2 separate regions of the Mus musculus genome follow, and region 2 is linked to region 1. A link is a contact called in ENCODE Hi-C data. All regions are on one chromosome and are shown on one strand. Each heading gives the region's core, a stretch centred on a gene start or an enhancer-like site at or near the end of the contact. The rest is flanking DNA. Distances are from core to core; before and after follow the strand shown. Region 1 holds the start of Slc4a8 (solute carrier family 4 (anion exchanger), member 8). Region 2 has its middle 6.7 kb from the start of Atg101.

Evidence for each region. Hi-C counts contacts between places; a loop is a spot of excess contacts on that map.
Region 2: a loop to region 1 is called in a map of T-helper 2 cell, with 2.4 times the contacts of the local background. The contact joins the enhancer-like site here to the promoter of Slc4a8 in region 1. A Hi-C loop is called at or near these places in 2 of 37 maps with a recorded cell type or tissue (T-helper 17 cell and T-helper 2 cell).

What each region holds. Positions count from the first base shown.
Region 1 is chr15:100,759,800-100,764,542 of GRCm38, reverse strand. Slc4a8 (solute carrier family 4 (anion exchanger), member 8) reads right to left here and starts at 2,796. Exons shown (of 25, transcript NM_021530.2): 1 at 2,569-2,796. The coding sequence starts at 2,613. Gm52175 (a long non-coding RNA gene) reads left to right here. Exons shown (of 3, transcript XR_003951485.1): 2 at 17-149; 3 at 1,617-1,854.
Region 2 is chr15:101,275,199-101,279,941 of GRCm38, reverse strand. No RefSeq gene overlaps it. Among named protein-coding and RNA genes, the nearest start is that of Atg101, 6.7 kb to the left of the region's middle. Within about 2 kb of position 2,215, at least 2 of the 3 ENCODE cell types and tissues checked have a DNase peak (open chromatin) inside an H3K27ac peak, as active enhancers do.

The sequences.
Region 1 (4,743 bases), core at 1,547-4,046:
GTATTGTGTTTCTAAGCCCCCTCTGGATGCCGGATGGAGGGCAGCTGTGGACAGTTACGTCAGAAGGTCCGGGATGGAGTCAGGATGTGCAACTGTGGTGTCTTGAACCTCTGCTCTCAACAACTCAAACAGCTCACCTGCTCTGCAAGGTCCAGTCCCTCCCTCGGGCGGGCTCAGGAGGCGTGGTCACAGAGGGCGTGGTCACTACGGTGACCGCCCATTGGCTAACTATCCCTTCAAACCCTTGCCATTCCTTTCTCAGCCCTTATTCTCCTCCCTCCCTAAATCTCAAGTTCCCTTACCTGACCTCACAGCCCTTTTCCAGCCCACTCCATCACCCACTGTAAAGAACACACTTACAATGTGTGCAGACACAAAGGAATCAATTCTACAGGCCACTAACAGAACCCAAGTGTTACTTGATACAGCCAGCACACATTCTGCAGGTTATAGACAGATCTCCTCACACACACCCTAGCCTGATCGGGACCCCATCTTCTGTCTCAAGCCCCCTCACCAGTGACAACTCTTGGTCCTCGGGTAAACACCAGCTTCTTCAGCAGGGGCCACGGTGTCTCCCTATGTTACTAACCCAGAACACACCTTACATTCATTCCCCCGTGGCTCCTGTGGCTGCACCACACTGTCCTTCCAGAACCTGCTCCACATCTGCCACAGGACGTCTGAAATTCCTGTTCTGTTTCCAAGTTCTTCGACCTCCCCTTTCCTTCAGCTGATGTTCACTCTTCAGACCTTTGCCCAAATTTTCTTCATTAGAAACCTCTCCCATGGTCTGAGTCACGTACCCTCTCACAGGGCTGTCTGGGACACTGCCGAAGCACCTGAGTTTATGATGACACATTTCCTTTATGTAGTTTTTGTTGTTGTTTGGTTTTGGGTTGTTTTTTTTTTTTTTTTTTTTTGAAACAGGGTCTCATGATGTAGTCTATGCTGACCTCAAACACACAATCCTCCTGCCTCAGGAGGACTAGGACTACAGTGTTTTGTTTGGTTGACTTTGGGAAGCAGGGAAGGTAGAGTGTTTGTTCTGGCATGAAGACCTGAATCCAGACTCCCAGGACCCGTGTTAAAGCATACCAGCATTCGGGGCGGGTGAGAGGACCTCACCATAGGCTGATCCCAAGGGCTCATGGCCAGCTGATGTTCAGTGTAAGAACATGTATGAATAAATAAGGTGAATACCAGATATCAAACTCTGGCCAGCCACCACATGAGTGCTCGGGCACACACACACACACACACACAGGCATCCACACACAATTCTTACTTCTAGCCAGGGTATGGCTCAGTGGTAGAGCCTTTGCATAGCAAGTAGAAGGCAGTCCATCCCCAGAACCGCCAAAGGCAAAAAAACCAACCAACCAAACAAACAAAAACGCTAATTCTCCTTTTCTACCAGCTGGAAGAGGCAAGAGCATGGCCTATTTTTGCTCACTGTCTCCCAAACAAAGGTTGACTATAACATAGCATGTCATAAGATCAGATGGGGAAAGGTTTTCCAAGATCTTAGATCTATTTTTGTGACTGGCAAGCAAAGGCTACTTGCCGGGAAGAGGGGCAGGGTGTGTCATGCCCACTTCATTCACCACATGCAGGAAGTTCTCCATGCCTCCTCCCAGAACCCACTCCTGATGTCAACATGGCATTTGCTTCCAAGACCCGCCACCCTTCCTGCTTCGGTACTAGTCTCCGGCTCAGCTCCCTTCCCTCCTTCAAACCCTCTTGGCACAGCAGTAACCACACCTGATCGGGTTTCACAAGAAAGCCGGTGTGAGAATTCAAAAAGCTACTACTCACTGGATATCACACAATAAACTGTGTTTCACGGAGTCCTTAAAACAGCCTTGTGAAGTAAACCGTACACATATTTCCATTTTAATAGATGGGGAAACCGAGGTTCCAAGAGACAGGTAGCTTACTCAGATCGCGAAGCCTATGAGAAGCAGGTTGGAACCTGTACCCACTGACCCTTCACACCTAGTCCAATGCTTCCTAACATTAGCCGCCCCTGTTGTTCTAGGTAAGGCTGGTGGTGTCGGCGCTGTTGACACCTCACGGCTCCCCTGGTTCATGTGCATCCATACCCAGAACTTGTCAGCTGTCTGGGCAGCACGGAGGGATCCACAAAGCCGGCTACATTCTCAGGGCTGTTCCCAGCCTCCCGGTCTTTGCAAGGTTTCCTCTGAGTCACTGAGGAAACAGAGTCAAAACACAAAGACCCGCGCAAGGTCCCTGGATTCCCTCTCGTCCACCTACAGCATAACTAGGCAAGGCCAGAAGCCGGTGTGGGCCGCCAACCGGGACCCGCGGACAGAGGTCACTGCTCCGGGACACCGGGCAGCCGGCGACGCAGGGGATGCTGCAGTGCCGGCGGCTCCGGGCTCGGCCCAAGGTCACCCTCCCCGGCCACCCGGAGCGCCCCCTGGCGTCCCGTGCGGGCCTCCCCCCTGCCCTCGGGGACACGCCTGGAACCCCGGCTGGGGCAGGAGCGGGGCGGTGGGCAGAACACCGAGGCTGAGCCGGGGAGGAGCGGGAGGCGGGGCCCACCTGATAGCTGAGGACGCCGTCCGGCTCGTTGCTCCCGGCGGGCATGGCCGGGCGGAGCCTGGTCTCGCCGGTAGGTTCCAGGTTGAGCTGCAGCAGTCCGCGCCCTGTAGTCCAGTGTGAGACGATCGCACGCGCAGCGACCCCTACCCTGGATCCAAGGATCGGTCAACCATCAACCGGCGCCACCTTCATAGCCATCAGCCCGCGAGGCGCCCGCAGCAGCCAATCAGAGGGCGCCCCGAGCAGCCAATCAGCGCGCGGAGCACGGGAGGACGCTGTCCGGCGGTACCCTGGGCTACCAGGAAGAAGGGAGGAGGGCGCCAGAGAGCCAACCCCCTCCCCGCGCCGGTTGCCTTAGAAACCGCCTCCCCCCTTAGGGGGCCTCCGGGCTCCGAGGTCCTTCCTACTGCTTGCTAGGAACTGAAAATCCCTGCCTCTGTTTGCAGCTGCACCTGACTCTTGGGAAAGTGTCAGGTTTACCTGTTCTGATTTTATTCCTCGGAAGATGGGTTTTAAATTAATAGAAAATTTCCCTCCGAAACCAAGATGGCAGGAGGAAGTAATGAGAAGAGAGAGCCTTCTAAAATTACTTTTAACCCTTGAGTTAGTGGCCAGATTGAAGAGCGTTAGAGAGCAGCAGACAGGAAGCAGTCAAAGAGGCTGAGACTCGGGTCTCCCCAGTCTAAGACTGACAGCAGACAGTGGGGGTTGAGCTGAGGGTGATTTCAACGTGTCCAAAAGACATACTGTAAGACGAATTATTGTTCAGCAGCGGAACTAACCGATCTGAGGCGAGGTTGGAAAGTGAGGAGTAAGGCATTCGACTTGATCTGAGTTTAAAAGGAAACAGAGTAGGTTAACCATCCGTAGCTTGAGAGAAAGAAAGGGGCCTTTGTCTTCTGTCTCCTGAGAGTGGAGGTGAGTCCAAGCCATTGAGGGGAAAGGGATCGTGGCAATCAATCTCAGCCTCTGCCAAAACTGCAGAAAGGAGCATGACCCAGTACATGTCAAAGTTCAACCCTTATGGTGGTGCAGGCTCATCTAGCCCTCAGGAGGCTGAGGCAGGATAGCAGCAAGTTCAAGCCTGCCTAGACTTCCTGGTTAGACCTTATCTCACACAAAAATATTTTTTTTCAATCTCCACATATCATCAGTACACACTGTAATCAAAATAAGAAACAAGATTGGGCCTTAATGTCTCTGGAGCTGGGGAAATGGCTCGGTCTAAAAAGTTCTTACCATATAAGTGTGAGGAGCAGAGTTCAATCCGCAGCACCTAGGAAAACTGGGTCTGGAGGCAAAAGCTTGTGATCTCAGTGCTGGGGAAGGTAGAGACGGCAGAGTCCCCGGAGCTTGCCAGCCAGCCTCAGTCTCAACCAATCCATGATGAGCTGCAGACTTGGTGGGAGATTCTGTCAGAGAGTGCTGGAGAGACAGCTCAGCAGCTAAGGGAACTTGTTGCTGTTCTAGAGGACCTGGGTTGGGTTCCGGGTCCTCCATGGAGGCTCATAACCATCCAGAATGCCAGTCCCAGGGAATTTTTTCATCTCTTCTGAGCTCCTCAGGTGCAAGAAATAAATGTAGCACACAGACATAGATGCAGGCAGAACACCAATGCACATTAGAAAAAAAAAAAAATAGCCTCGCAGTGGTGGCACACACCTTTAATCCCAGCACTTGGGAGGCAGAGACAGGCGGGTTTCTGAGTTTGAGGCAGCCTGGTCTACAAAGTGAGTTCCAGGACAGCCAGGGCTACACAGAGAAACCCTGTCTTGAAACAACACAACAACAACAACAACAACAACAACAACAACAACAATAGTGGAGAGCTATTGAGGAAGGTGTCTGCCATCAAACTCTGGCCTCCACATGCATACTTATACATGAGTACACACATAAATGTGCACATGTACACACTCACACACGCATGTGCATGCATGCACATCATTTTTTAAATAAGATTTAAGTATGTGATTACACTGTCGCTGTCTTCAGACACACACCAGAAGAGGGCATCAGATCCCATTACAGGTGGTTGTGAGCCACCGTGTGGTTGCTTGGATTTGAACTCAGGACCTCTGGAAGAGCAGTCAGTGCTCATAACCCCAGAGCCATCTCTCCAGCCATCACTCACATCATTATTTTTGATCATCTATAAAAGGAACCTTGCCTGGT
Region 2 (4,743 bases), core at 966-3,465, 520 kb before region 1:
ACCAACCCAAGTCCTTGGAAGCAGGCAGCTGGCGTTGCCTGATGAATGTGGCCTCGGATGGCCCCACTTCATCCTGGGGTGTACCCAGGGGGAGTGTTGAGCCCTGAAGCTGGGCCCCTGAAGGCCACTCCGGCTGCTGCAGAGCTGACCCCAGTGGCGTCACAGGGCGTGACTCAAGCCCCAGCAACAACTCCGAGTGGGACTGACGTCAGCCTGGGGGCTCCTGACGGAGGCCAGCCTTGCAGGATAGCCAGAACCCTGTCTGCTGACCCTCTAGCTAGGCCACGGGGTGCAAAGGAGACCAGCTGTCCCCTTCTGACATCTGTCCCCTGGGATCCAAGGCAAGGATTCCTCCACCTCCCACCCTTTCTAAGATGTCACGTCCCACCTCTGCCCTCTGTGGCAGACAAAGTGACTGAGCGGAGGAGAGAGTGGAAAGTCATGTGGGAGAGAGTAGCAGAGATGGTAGCAAACTTGCCAGCTTCATCAGGCTGTGTGTTTGTGTCTTCTGTCTGACCTCAGGACTTTAGAGGGAATCAGCTCTCCTTGAGTTTCAAGAGCTGTGTGTCCATTCACTGTAAAGGCCTATATGTCTGGCCAAGTGGAGTGTGAGTGGGGCTTTATTTCTGTGCATCTGTCCCTCGGTGAGAGCGTCTCCTTCCTCCCTGCAAATGTTGTGAATTTGTTTCTTTGAGAGCATGTGTCTATCTATCTATCACTCCTGGGGAAGAAGTCTAGTGACCATCTTTGAGAAAAACCCTAGGATTCAGGCCAGGGTCTATATCTCTCCTTGGGGACTGGTTCTCTGGACCAGGTTTCATGCTAAACAAGGACAATCTATCTTTATGGTATTCCAGCTCCCTGGGAAAAGATCCAGGTTTCCTACTTGGTTACCCCCAAGACTGGCCTCCTGGGGGGCCTCAGGCTGGATGAGCAGGGCCAGCCAGCACCAGGCCTGCCTGGCTTGCAGCTGGGCACCGCTCCCTGCTAACACAGCATGTACCAACGAGGACAGGCCCCCCCAACACCCTCCCCTAACTGGCTCAGCTGCCACCCCCAACCCCCACAGCCACAGAGAGCCTGATTTATAGTCATGGGTGGAGGAAGACATTGCCAGTGTCTGGGTCAGACCTTGAAGAGACCTCAAGTGGCTCCCCCCAGCCTGCCAGGTTCAGGGCCCAGCAAGACAAGAAAGGAGCCGGAGTGGTGAGGAAGATGAGCAGACAAGAGTGTAGGGGAGGCAGGCCCGTGTAAGAGGCCAAGGCCAAAGGTGATGGGGGTGTGCCTGGAATGCAGGGCCAGGCTGGAATCCAGCTGGGGAGCCTGGAATGGGCTCCTGCTCTCAGAAGCGACAGCAAAGAGGCCTTTTTTATTCTCACCTGATTCTGAAGTTTCAAATCCTGATAGCCATCAAGGCCTTCACCAGGTAGCCCCCCAAACTTGGGGCTAGCGAAAGGCATAGGAAGCATCCTGAGAGCCTGCACTTAGCACAGAGCTAGAGACAGAGCCTGGGGGTGAACACGGGTTCCTCTGAAGGGAAGAGAGTTGCTAGCTGAGCTATGGGGCCATAAGACCAAGCCTGGGCATAAGTGGAAATGAAGCAGGCAGGAGGCTTGCCTGCCGTCCTCACACTCTGAGAAAGCCCATTGGTCCTGGCCTCTCTAAAGTCAGTGGTGTGTTGGAGAGGGACTGGGGTCACTCACACGTTGAAGCTAAAGCCCTCTAGGACCCCTAGCTCAGCTCTCATGGGAGGCCATCGAGAACCACCCTCATCCAGGACAAAACCTTGATGTGCATCCTACGGCCGCTCACTGCCCAGGACCACAACACGGCCTCACAGGCCCTCACATGCGTCCATCCGCAGGATCGGGACCACTACCGGGGAACAGCATATGTAGGATAAGAGCAGATTTGTAGTCAGCTCAACTCAGCAACAGCACAGACAAGTCCCTCGTCTCCTCAAGGCATGACCTCCACCACCTCCCTCCAATGGAGACTGGGTGGGCAGGACCAGATGTGAGGCACCCTCACCCACCCAGATCTAAAGGGAAAATGAGCTGCTGCTGTTGTGCCCACCTCAGAGCCCACCCTCCCCAAGGCACAGTCACCTCAGGGCTGGGGAGGGGGACAGGGCCTCTGGGCACTGAGCCCAGCGTGGGTGGGGGGCAACTGGGAGGCAGGTTTCCTGGGTCTCCCATGAGGACAAACAGTAGGCTTTGAGGCCTTGGAAAATCCCGCCCGGGATTCCAGGCCCTGCCAGCGTCACTGCCTTTTGACTATTGTCCCCATCGGAAACGGGCCCAGCCCCCGACCAACAGGGACAGAGCCGCCATTGTGAGGCCCCAATAGGCTCAATGCCCCCTTGTTCGCCCTCTCAGCCCCTAGCAAGACTTGGAGGCCAGTTCTTCCAGTTGCTGGTGGAAAAGAAAGGGCTTGCCTGCAGGCTCCAGCCTTCGGGTGGGGCAGGGCAGGAGTCGAAGATCAGCCCCCACCCTGTGCCTCAAGTGCAAAAGAGTCCAGGAAAGGAATTGCTGTCATTGAAGAGTCTTTTATTTGCAAAGAATGGGCAGGACAGCCCAATGGTCCAGAGACTGCACACACCCAGCACAGCGGCTTAATTAATAAAGCCCTGGGGAAGTCACTTCTCTCCTCTGAAGGGGATTAACTTCTCATGAAAATAGAGTGACTCATGTTTATCTAGGTACAGGCCTACAAGCCCAGCACTCGGGAGGATGGGACAGAAAGAACTGTTGTGAGTTCAAGGGCAGCCTTGCCACACTGCAAATCTGTCTCTAAACCAACAGAAAAGCAGGTGATGGTGCCGAGTGCCTTCTGTGAAAAGGATCCAGTGGGTGAAGGACCAAATATACAGCAGCTGTCAACATGCTAGCTTAGAGTCTGGTAAGGGCTGAGGTTTCCCCTTCTCTCTCTCTCTCTCTCTCTCTCTCTCTCTCTCTCTCACACACACACACACACACACACACACACACACACACAACTTGGAGGTATGAATTCTTTTGCCTGTCCCGAGGTACAAGGAAAGCAAGAGGGAACTAGTCTGGACATTAGCTACAACCATTCTGCTCCCAGACTGTGTCAGTCATCAAAGAGATGGGGAAACTGGGTCTGGGTGAAGCACTGGGCTTCTCTAACAGGGAAGGGAAGTGGGCCGGGTGCTAGAGTTGCTGGGAAAGCTCACTTGGAATGAGGTATTGTCCCAAGATGCATTCTTGGACCATGCTAGGCAGGGTCTGCCCGAGCCCATAGACCTTTCTTAGGACTGAGGCTGAAATGCACTCCCAGATCTCAAATGAGGATGCACAGCTGGGAATCCTTAGGGAATCTTTCATGCTGAGTTAGAGCCTAGAAGCGCTTATGTCGTCTTCCTGACTGTAGAGCAGAGCCCCTTTTGGCCCACTCTGATCCAGCTCCTCTCATCCAGAGGCCACGGAGATGTTGCCTTGGGTCCTGAAGCCAAGGGTACTGAGAAATGACTGTGAAGGCCATGCCTTCAGGGCTCCTGTGAAATTCTGGAAAAGAGCTGAAGCTAAGCACCACGAAGGTGGATGGCCCCTGCCTCTTGCCAGCCTGCCACAGGCCTAAGGATGCTCTCCGTTTAGATTCATGTTTCTCGGGTCATCTTCACCCCCAGTGCTGGGTATCAAATCTGGAACTCAACCATTTAAGGCAAATATTCCTTCACTGAGGTATAGTGCCAGAACCTTGCCTCTAAGCCCCCAAGGGAGAGGCAGATAAACACAGGAGCTAGAGAGTTGGATAGGACCCTTGGGTACTGGTAATCACTTCAGAACAATCTACCTGCCAAGAATCCAAGGACTGTTGGCTGCATAGATCCTGCTCCTGGGGTTGGCAGACAGTAGGGGGACTCTAAGAATATAGATCCAACAAAACCCACATGAACATCAGCTAGTAGTTTTTAGACTCACCACACATCAAAACTCTCTCTGATACTAAAAGGCTAGGTCTATTCCTCTTTCTGTTCTTACAAATGTGCAAACCGAGAAGTGAGAAGCCTGGCCTAGTGGTAGAGTGCTTGTGGGGTGTCTGGGAGACCTCAGCATCACCCCTCCCACTCCATCACCCCAAAATAAAACGGAACTGGTGAGGGGACTCGGGAGGTGAAAGTGCTTTCTACTAAGCTGGATGATCTAACGTCTCTCAAAGCAGGACAGACCTGGCTTCTACAACTTGTCTTTTAACTTCCACACGCTTGCAATGGCACGTGTGCGCACACATATATACACACACATGTACTTGAGTACACTATTTTTTTCAACACAGGGTTTCTCCATGTAGCCTTGGTTGGCCTGGAACTCTATTTGTAGATCAGGCTAGCCACAAACTCAGAGATGTGCCTGCCTCCGCCTCCCGAGTACTGGGATTAAAGATGTGTGCCAATAGATATTTTTTTAAATACTTAAAAAATAGTTCTAATTCATAAATTGTCCTTTATTTATCCCCAGGTCAGAAGGCTAAGAGACAGACCTGAGACCCAAGGCCAGGTCTATCTTGCTGCTCTAGTCCCTGGGTTAGCCGCTGTCCACTGAGGTCTGGCAGCCAGCGGTAACCAGAGGCTTCCCACATTAGGAACTAGCTCCCGATGCATGTGTAGGGTGAACATCTATAATCCCAACACTCAGGAAGTGGAGATAGGAAGACTGACAGCTTGAAACTAGCCAAGCTACACAGCAAGTCTAAACCATCCGGGCACCATGGTGAGAC